Regions from separate parts of the Homo sapiens genome. Here region 1 is linked to region 2. Evidence: chromatin loops called from intact Hi-C (ENCODE). Cell type or tissue: PC-3. All regions are shown on one strand. Each heading gives the region's core, and the rest is flanking DNA. Links, peaks and the distances in the headings are about the cores only.

The links. Peaks named below come from ENCODE experiments on the same cell type or tissue, not always from the same donor. Only the 100,000 strongest peaks of a DNase experiment are listed, where the experiment ranks them.
Region 1: it touches region 2 in a loop (3-fold over the local background); 1 of 110 quality-filtered maps calls a loop at or near these places.

Annotation. Positions count from the first base shown.
Region 1 is chr14:60,860,493-60,865,889 of GRCh38, reverse strand. The region is part of intron 6 of MNAT1 (MNAT1 component of CDK activating kinase); the gene reads right to left. Among named protein-coding and RNA genes, the nearest start is that of TRMT5, 120 kb to the left of the region's middle. In PC-3, for the core only: no CTCF peak of the experiment used is centred there; a DNase peak (open chromatin) is centred at 3,369.
Region 2 is chr14:61,194,399-61,199,795 of GRCh38, reverse strand. It overlaps a transcript of PRKCH not described here. Among named protein-coding and RNA genes, the nearest start is that of TMEM30B, 84 kb to the left of the region's middle. In PC-3, for the core only: CTCF peaks have their summits at 2,800 and 3,571 (motif pointing right); a DNase peak (open chromatin) is centred at 2,805.

The DNA of each region.
Region 1 (5,397 bases), core at 273-5,272, 330 kb after region 2:
CTTCAGTACAGTGGTGAAAACAGAAGCCAGAATACAAAGAGGGAATGGAAGGAAGAAGAAACACTAGGCAAACATTATTTTCATTAACTTATAAGACAAATGAAAATAGGGAAATATGCCAGTAGCTTAAAGGAAAAGCAAAATACAAGAAAAATATTTTGTTTATTTTGTTTGTTTTTGTTGTTATAGGTTTTATTTTTTCCTTGGGCACTGATAAATGTGATACAATGTTGAAAAGTATTATTTTTACATTATTTCTCTGATGCTTGTCTTATTACCAAACTACCATTTGTTGCCAAGAGGACATAGTGTCCAGCAAACCATATCTGTTTCTATAAAAAGATCAGAAAAGAAAAACATCAAGGAGACTATCTGATTAGACAAAACCTGCCTCCTTTAAAAGAGTCTGCATTAATTTTAAGAAAAACAGTATTCGCAAGAAATTTTCTGTAAAAACTTTCAGGCATAGAGCATTTTAGCTCACTTTCTTTTACTAATTTCAAAAATAATTTCCAAGAATTCCTAACTTGGCACTATAAGTGAACTTTATCCAACAATGACAACTTATACATAAGTCCAAATTTCCTAATGTAATATAGAAATGGCTTTATATAAAATTATCTACAAATACTACTACTATTACATAAGCAAAACAAAAATACCATGTAAGATTAGTAGTCTTCTAAAGCAGAAATATTTTTCCGTGAAAAGATAGAAGTTTCTTTACGCCATTATAGAGACTGAATAATTTAAGAGACCACATTTTATTTAGATTTGACTCTTCTGTGCCTAGTACAGTAGTTGGTATGTATCAGGAATATTTGTTTCATGAATGAAGAAATGTTTTAAAATGATCCCTCTAATCATCTACCCTATCTCCAAAAAAACCTACATAACAAATGTCCTCGTTCTATTTGAGGTCATTTAACAACAGAAGGAGTAGTTGTTTTGCCATTCCCATTGTAGAAAATAAGTGAAGACCTAAGCCAGACTGTCACTGATTTTACCTTTCTTCTGTCCTAAAAAGAAACAACAAACACTATGAATACTCTAACCATCCCAATCTAACTTCCCCAAACCAAATGCACATACACACAAACACCACCACCACCGCTATCACACTCATAAAACCACCATGCAATTAAATCTACTCTAAAATGCAGAAAAGAACAGAATATTTAAGACACTGACTTGATACCCTTCTCACCTGAAATTTCACATAAATTGTCTTTTATTAAAGTCAGGCAGATATGGAATGGATTACTAACAGTGCAATTGCACTAAAATGATACAGAAATATTTACTGAACATCTACTATGTGCCAAGCACTGTGTTAGGCATTACATACACATTTGAGGTAAGTATGTTTTACCTGTTTTACAGGAAAAGAAACTGAAGCTCTCCAAGACCAAGTAACCTACTCAGATTTTAAACCCTATCCTGCTAAAATCCACAAAGCACTTCTCTATTATAGAACTAAAATATGAAAATTTATTTATTAAACATTTGGTAGATGTTAGGCACTGTGAAGATATAGCAGAAAGTATACCACCACAACTGTCCCTATTTTCAAGCATTTAACAGTATCTATTTAAATTTTCATTTAAAATATATTATATTTATTAAACATTTTTAAATATAATGTGCTCATTTGTTTAAAAAAACATTAGTATATAAGTACTTTTTAAATGAAAGCTACTCTAGTTCATTAAAGCATATCAATTCATTTTTAGAAAATATTTACACTCAATTTTTCCATAACACATTCAGATTAAGGCAAATTTCATCTTTACTGAGATGTGCTACAACCTCATTAGATACTCACTTAGAAGTTGTCTTGTTTTTATAACAAGCAAAAATAATATTTTCTTCAAACAATATAAAATTGATGGCTTGTCTGTTAATGAATGTTAAACTGCATATCCTTTGAAATATGAACCAGTTTAGTAAAAAGGCTATTTCAACTAAGAAGAGTAATTCCTGGCAATGCAGAAGTAAATTGCCTTTCTAGAAAGCTGACTATACTAATCAATCCTTTAAATCACAGTTTATTGTACTTTAACAAATCACTCTTCATAATTAAGAGACATGTTTTATGAGACGAACTACAAAAACAATACAGCAAAATCACAATCCTTTATAAATTTTTCATCTGAGAACATAGGTGTGTGATCAGTGAGCATAGTGGTGGTCCCACAAATACAAGAATACACAGACTATCACATTTGTGTCCATTTTTTAAAATTAAAAAAATAACAATTTTATAGCCCTCCTTTCACTAATTAGTTAATTCATGGATAGGTATATTTAGTAAAACAATGCCCTAGAGGACAAAGAAAGCAGTTCATATGAGAGAGTTTAGTAAAACAGCTTTGGAGCCCTTCTGAAAATTACTTGATAAAAGTACTAACATTCCGTCAGTTGTTGAGACAGATGCTACTGCCAATCAGCTGCATTTGCTGAAGCACATTCTAAAGATTACTAATTAATCCCCACACTGAAACCAATGGTTGCCTGTCATTTTGCTATGATCACCATTTTTTAAAAAATAGTCACCAAAAAGAAACGAGAAAAGAGTCATGAAGTACAGCTCTAGATAAAATATAACCCCAGGTAAGCTATGCATCTACTTAGTTATATCTTTTCAGGTATTCTTTATATGAAACTCAATGCACTGGCTGGAGTCCTGGGATCTTACAGCCTCTCCACATTCTATTTCTCATTTATTTCTATTTATCACAAATGTATAAAAGTATTTTTGAGATATTTAGGAAAAAGAATCATACTGTATAAGACTGCATTTTCTTTGTTGTTGTTGTTGTTGTTGTTAAATTTCGAATCTTTCGATCACAAACTCAAGATAAATATGACTTGTAGAGACATTTTCCAGATTACACCCATATTTTTATTAAAACTCATCCACACTCCCCTGCCTTTACTCCCACCATGCACATATCCCTGCACACTTTGTTCTACCACCATCATATCCTACCTTCATTATGTGAACACTCTAAAGAATTTAACAAATATTAAAATAGTCAACGCTTCCAAATCTTGGCAATTATAAAATATCCTGAAGATCCTTAAAACTATACTAGCACAAGATGCCAAAGAAATTATTTTTAATCTGTATGAAAACATATTAACATATGTAGATAAAGATAAAAATATATTTGAAGGTTCTTATGATTTTCCATCTTTTTAATGTTTTAAGTTAACATTGATTTTTGAATCTCAAGTAACTCTATGATCTACCATGTTTCTAAAGTTGCTTTCATTCAACTGTACATGCCCTGACCTCCACAATGACCTCTACAAAAGCAGTTGTGCACTTTACTGTGGTGCAAATCCTCACGGACAAGTTGAACCTGTTCTTTTTGGCACTGAGCCCTTGTGCTGAACACACAGCTGAGATTTATTATAAAAGGGGAACTAAGGGGCATTATTTCACAACATTTATCCTTCACATACAGCCAAGTATAATCTTTTACAACCTTTGAGAGCTCTTAAATAAACAGATTTTCTCTTAATTGCACAAAGAGTTTTTTATTTGTCACCAATCGTATGGCATATTCAGATTTATTTTACATTAGGAAAAAGCTAGCACACAAAGCATATGTGCTAACAGTTATAAAAATTACTCTCCTTGCTTAATATTTATTTAAAAATCATAAGACTTTTAATCTTCAGATCTGAGGATAATTACTTGCCTTGCTGTCTTTAGCAAGAGCAAAGTAATAAAATAATTAGTAAAAACCTGCCTTCAAAGATCTGTATTTTAAACGGTAGGTTACAAAAAGCCCAACTTGCTACAACACTCTCATAGGTCTTTATTTTTATACTGTCTTGTGTTTTCTTTTTAATTTCAAAGTTCAATTGTAATTCGGGCATTCCCATAACATTTTAAAAACACTTCTCATTCTAACAACTTTGAACTGGACTCTGATATACAAGACTGCTGCCCAGCAACTTTCTCAACTCAACACATCTGATATCATGTGGGAGGGAGGAATTTCATGAGTTCTAAGAAATATCTCTAATAACAGGAATTACCACACCATTTAAGTTAATTCTTCAAGATTTGCTAATTGATCTAGCATCAAGACTTGCCTTGTTGAAAGCAAAAAAACAAATACAACCTCAAAAGTATTCTATCCTGAAAGTCAGGTTCAAACTAGCTTATCAGCTAATTGCTCAACATTAAGGACACTAAAATATGTTGATTCAGGTGAATATTTTCTTGCTCGAAATTCTTCTAATTTTTTCATTAATAGCAAGTGTACAGACAATTTTTAAGATGCCTGTAGACCTTTTCAAATTTTTTTAAAAAAATAATTCAATATTAAACTGATTTTTTTTAATGGTGAAAAAAACCTAATGACATGATTTTAGGCATTGGGAGCTCCACAGTGAGCAAAACAGGCATGTTCATACATAGTGCCAAATATGCTTTGTCTTCCCTTAACAAAGAAATTTCTTTCTTTAAACTTTAACATTTTGAACAACATAACCTTATTGTTCCAGTTCTAAGGAAGATGTTTTAAATAATTTATATCCTTAATACAGTCTCCCTATATCCAATGAATTCATGTAAATGTTCATGAGTTTGAACGTTTTTACATTTATTACTAAAACAGAAAACATTTTTTCTGGAAATATACAATCTTTTGGAAAAAAGCAATTACTTTTAAGTGTTTTTCAAGTGTTATATCTTCAAATAGATATAAATTAGCATGGAAATTACTAACCAACTATATTCATAATATTAATCTGCACTACATGAGACAAGATAAAAATTGATAATATCTATAAAAGATTCATTAAATATGTAAAAAAAAGCCTCAAGATCCTACACTATGTTCTCATATTATGTCAGCACTGGTGGTATTTTTTAAATGCCTAAGGCCTCTAACTCATTTTGAAATACATGTGCTTCAAGATTTCCATAATACCCAAAACTATTCTTGGTGAAGTAATGAGTTAACTACAGGTTAACCAACAAATAACTTAAAGAACAATCTTATTCTATATTTATTTTGTTTCTTCATACCACAACAGCTTTCCCATCTATATATCTTCTCACCAGCAAGAACACAAGCATATACACTATCAGCCTATGACTCCCCATATTAAATGTGCCCTTAGACCAACACAATGTTAAAAGCATGGGGCTTTAGAGTTCTGAACAGTCAAATCCTAGCTCTACCTTGAGCAAAAATAACTTTAAAAAAAAGTCTCAGCTGGGCATGGTGGCTCACGCCTGTAATCCCAGCACTTTGGAGGCTGAGGCGGGCGGATCACGAGGTCAGGAGATGGAGACCATCCTGGCTAACAAGGTCAAACCCCGTCTCTACTAAAAAACACAAAAAATTAGCCAGGTGTGGTGGTGGGTGCCTG
Region 2 (5,397 bases), core at 118-5,117:
CCTGAAGACCAAAGGGGAGGGGGAGATATAATAATAGAGGTAAGCGCTCCATGGGGAACTAGCGCCTGATGTTTCATGACGCTTTCCAACAATGCGAATGGTGTCAGTTCCCCTACATTGACTGTGGCATTTTAATAAATCAAATTATCAAAGCCTCATAAATGTAAAAAAAAAAATGAAACAAAAACAAGTGAAGCAAGCATAGTTGCTGCTCTAACATCAAAGAATCCCAAACCATAAATCCATAACATTCACTTTCAAAAGCAGATGATGAAAAATATGGAATGAGTTTCTTAGATTTAATTTTAAAGCAGCAAAAGTATGTGAAAACAGAAGAGAAATGCTGAAAAGCAGAAACCAGAGCAGAGGGCACTTCATTTTAGAATTTTTAGCCTCTCCAGGGAGCAAAAGAGCTTAGTTCCTTGATGTCTGGGAAACCATGGGCGAAGTTTGCAAGCTCTTTTTATTTGTATTGAGTCCAATCATTCAGCTCAAGTCAGTAAATCAGACACCCAGGGGGTACATAACACATTATTAAATCTATGCAAGAGTTCTTAGTTCATCAAGGAAAAGAAAGGTGCTAAATGTCATGGTGATTTTGCTGATAATCAAACCATTCAATGTTAAATTGATTTTTAAATCATAGTCTCTTTTTTTTGGAAAGTTTCAGTTATTAGTAGTACATATTGGTCATTTTTTGGAGTTAGACACATTTCTTTCCCCTACTGATGACATTCCAGTTTCCTTTCAGATAATTGCTTTTCCCCCATTGTGTGTAAGCTTGGTGGGAAGTAGCGTCTTCCCCCATCCCTCAGCCTTGCAAGCTTAAGGGGGTAGGTCAACCTTATCCCAGTTTGTCCATGAGTGACACAGGCTCAGTCAATAAAACACCCTCCCCAGCCTGAGGATCTCATGGGAATGATGCACAAATATAAGATGATAGTGAAAATCTGTTTATTTCTGCTGATTGGCCTCCTTAGTTTCCTTACATCCTGCCCATTTTCCAAACATAGCCTTCCAGCCTTTTGATCTGTCTGCAGTAGCTACTTAGCAAATCCTTTACTTTTTCCTGAGACCATTTGAGTCTGTTTCAGTAACTCCTAACTAGGAAGTCTGACTAATGTACTCCTTCATTCAAAGAAAAAGGTTTGTTGAACATCTACTATGTTTCACACTGGGAATATAGAGACATAGTTTCTGCCCACACGCTAACTGTGGGGAGATCATTATGTAAACAAATAATTACAATGCAATATAATATACACTATTATAGAAATGAACAAATGTCACGAACGAAGAGGTCAATAATTCCACTTAGGGGACATAGGGAAGGAGGGGAGGTAAAGCACAAGTCTAGTTTTGAAGGACAAGTAGGAGTTTGCTTGACGAGTCAGGCTTTCCAACAGAGGAAACAGTGTACATAAGGCATGGAGGATGGAAGAACCGGTCATGTTTGGGGAGCTTCCAGTAATTAGGCTGGGGCAGAGCATACATGGGTGAATGAGTTTGAAGAAGGCTGAGGCTACATCATGAAGGACAATGTATTCAGTGCAATGGGATTGTTGTTAAATAAATAGCCAGTGGATGGCTAATGCAGAGAAAATAAAAAGCATTGCCCTTAAATACACTTAAATACATGAAGTCTCGGAAACTAGTTGTCCAGATGTAAAGCTTAAAATGGACAATAGATGCTTCAGACCAGTCAAGAATAACTTTTTTTTTTAAGGATCAATTCAGAAAAATAAAAATATTTGCAGGATGTATTTTACAAACAAAACAATTACTTTAAACCTCACGGGATTCCAGTTTTGATGACCTACTCTATTGATCAGAAGAATGTCAAGGATTTGATTGGCAATTCTGATTAGCTACTAAAATGTTAACATGGGAATATATGAGAATTATCTACAGTTGGAAGACAATTCTCCATGGGTCTCTCACATCTCTACGCACCTCACAAGTGGAGGCACTGTCTTTTGTTTCCGATCACCTTTTCAAGCAAGTGTGCATAGTGAACAGCCTTGGAGATATAGTGTTGGTTTGTGTTTCTCCCCTCCAACACTCATGTTGAAACTTAATCCCCAACGTGGCAATATTGAGAGATGGGGCCTTTAAGAGATGATACGGTCATGAGGGCTCTGCTCTCATGAATGGATTAATTCATTCATGGATGAATGGACTAATGGGTTAATAGTTTAATGAGTTATCATGGGAGGGGAACTGGTGGCTCTAGAAGCAGAGGAAGAGAGACCTGAGTACATGCTAGCACACTCAGCCCGCTCACCATGTGATGCCCTGCACTGCCTTGGGACTCTGCAGAGAGTCCTCATCAGCCAGAAGGCCCTCACCAGACATGGCTCCTCAACCTTGGACTTCTCAGCCTTCATAACTGTAAGAAACAAATTAGTACTGGGCTAAGCCCTATGGGACATAAGAAAAAAGAATAAAACATAACCCCAACTCTCACTATATGTAGGGAGAGGTGACAAACACATCTAAAACTAGAGCAAACAACAAAAAATAATATATCAGCAAGTATTACATTCCCATGGCAAAATATGTCCTTTTATTTATATTGTTTTGAACATTGTCAAATTTCAAAGGAGATGAAAATCAGTGAGGGCTCAATGAGGCAGAGGAAGCCTTTGTATAGGGACCTTAAGCTGAGCTCTGAAGGATGGGAGGATTGCTACGAAAGGAGAACAGAAAAGAAAACATTTATCATGAAAGTCAGAAGTGAGACGGCTGAGCAAGTTGTTGAATGTCAGTTGCCCAAACTGTCTCCTGTATTTATCCTCTAGGTGTCCTAGTCTCCCTGTCCGTGAAGTCTGGGCAATAATGTCCCTATGTCTGAGAGAAGTCATAGGGATGCAATAAGCCTGCAGGTGTGAAAGATCTTTTGAAGTGATAGCACTTAATAAAAAAGATGAATAGACTGATTAAATGGACAATGATCTTCTTATTGCTGAATCTTCTTTTTTCCAGTTTAAATGTCCCTGGGAGTCTATGTTCACGTGTCACATAGCAAAGCATGAGTCCTGTCTGTTGTTCTGTGTAACTATAACATAGTTTATCTGTGTTCTTAACGTGTACTGGTCAGAATTCTCCAGTTATGTCCTGACAGGCACAGATTGGAAAGGGGCTTTCACCTTCTTTGGTATAGATATTGTATTTATGCAGCCAAAAAGTCATTTAGCAGCACTAACTTTTATAGTCCTGTCAACTAAAATTACTTTTAGTTTTAATGTAATCTGCTACTGTATTGTTCCCTATCCTGTACTTCTGGACTCAAAGGTAGGATTTTAAACTCAAGTTTCAATTTGCCGTCTTCAGATGAGAGCTGTTGCAAAATGGTAGTGACGGCTGAGCAGATTAGCAACCTCAAATATATGTAAAGCAATTACCTAAACTAGTATCATCATCCAAAGGCGGAAACTGGGCCATTATCAATCCATTGTCTCTTGGTACAGCTGTCCCTTCAGCAATCATATTTCCACCTTTTACCCTAAGCTCCTTACTCCTGACCATCACCACATTCTCAGATGGCTTTGCTTCTTAACACTAGGTGGCAATTTCCTCCCAAAACATCTATAGATGTCGTCACTGGCACCAATTCCTTTCTCCTTCCCTCCAGGATCCAATGTTATGCTTTAGCATCTTTTTTTAATAGGCTATTTTAAGGACTTTATGCATTGGCTTTTGGTGGCCATCATTTCAACAACCCATGTTGTCTCTCTCTCCTGTATCTTTAATATTGCCCTTCTTACTGCCTCTTCTACTTCAGCACAAAAATAGCTTTTCTGTCTTTTTCATAAAACCCATCTATCTATAAAGGACTGAATGTTTCCATGCCCCCCAAAATTTATATGCCGAAGCCCTAACCCCCAGGGTGCTTCTACAGAAGTAATTAAGATTAAATATGGTCGTAAGGGTGGGGCCTTGATCCTATAGGATTAGTGTCCTTATAAGAAGAGACACCAGAAGTTTGCTCTCTCTCTCTCCTCCATGTCCACTGAGGGAAGTCCATGTGACAACATAGTAAGAAGGTGGCCATCTACAAGCCAGGAAGCAACCCCTCACCAAACTCTTAACTGACACGTGGGTCTTCAACAACTCCTACTCCTTTAAAATTCAGTCCAAGGTGTCTTCCCGGGAGATATGCCCTGATTCTTAATTCTAATTTGGATGTTCTTCCTTTGGTTCCTAAAATATCCTATGCATAATTCTTATCACATTTAATGTAACCATTTACTCATCTGTCTTCTCCAATAGTATATGCCCATTTGATTTTATGAAGAACATGCCTCATTTAATTTTACAGTTCCAGTGACTAGCACATTGCCTGACACAGAGTAGGCCTTCAAAACCTAACATGTGATAGGTCTTCAGTTATAAAATGCACTTTGAATCCTCTCTTTTTGGTAAAAGATACATTTTTAAACCATACACTATAAAAACTTATCATAATTATGGTAATCTATCCTTGAAGGTGGGAAAACAATTTATTTGCATAAATTTGGGCACAGAAAGTACCACAGATAGAAGATAAACTCATTGAGAGACCACAGAGTAGAGTTCAAAATAAAAACAGAATGTGTTGATAGGATATCTATGTAAAAGATATACTAAAGCAAGTTATTTAGGCAAAAGAAAAATGATCCTAAATGGAAACATGGTAATACCAGGAAGAATATAGAGAAATGGAAAAAGTAAATATGCAGGTAAAACATAATGAATATTGACTGTTTAAAATGATAATGATGGCCAGGCGCAGTGGCTCACGCCTGTAATCTCAGCACTTTGAGAGGCAAAGGCAGGCGGATCACCTGAGGTCAGGAGTTCGAGACCAGCCTGGCCGACATGGTGAAACCCTGTCTCGACTAGAAATACAAAAATTATCCGGGCATGGTGGCACATGCCTGTGATCCCAGCTACTCAGGAGGGTGAGGCAGGAGAATCACTTGAACCTGGGAGGCGGAGGTTGCAGTGAGCCGAGGTCGCCCCATTGCACTCAAGCCTGGGCGATGAGAGCAAGACTCCATCTCTAAATAAATAAATAAATAAAATGATAATGACGATGTTTTGTGAGAATACAACTATGTAGAAACAAAATATATGACAACAATAACAATAGCCAAAATAGGGTAAATGGATGTCTTAGTCTGTTTGGGCTGCTATAACAATATATCATAAACTGGGTGGCTTATAAACAATAAAAATTTATTTCTCACAGTTCTAGAGATTGGGATGTCCAAGATGAAGGCAAATTTGGTGTCTGGTGAGGGCCTGCTTTCTGGCTTATAGATGATACCTTCTTGCTGTGTCTTCACATGGTAGAACGGGTGCAGGATCTCTCCAGGGGTCTCTTTTATAAGAGCGTTAATCCCACTCATGAGA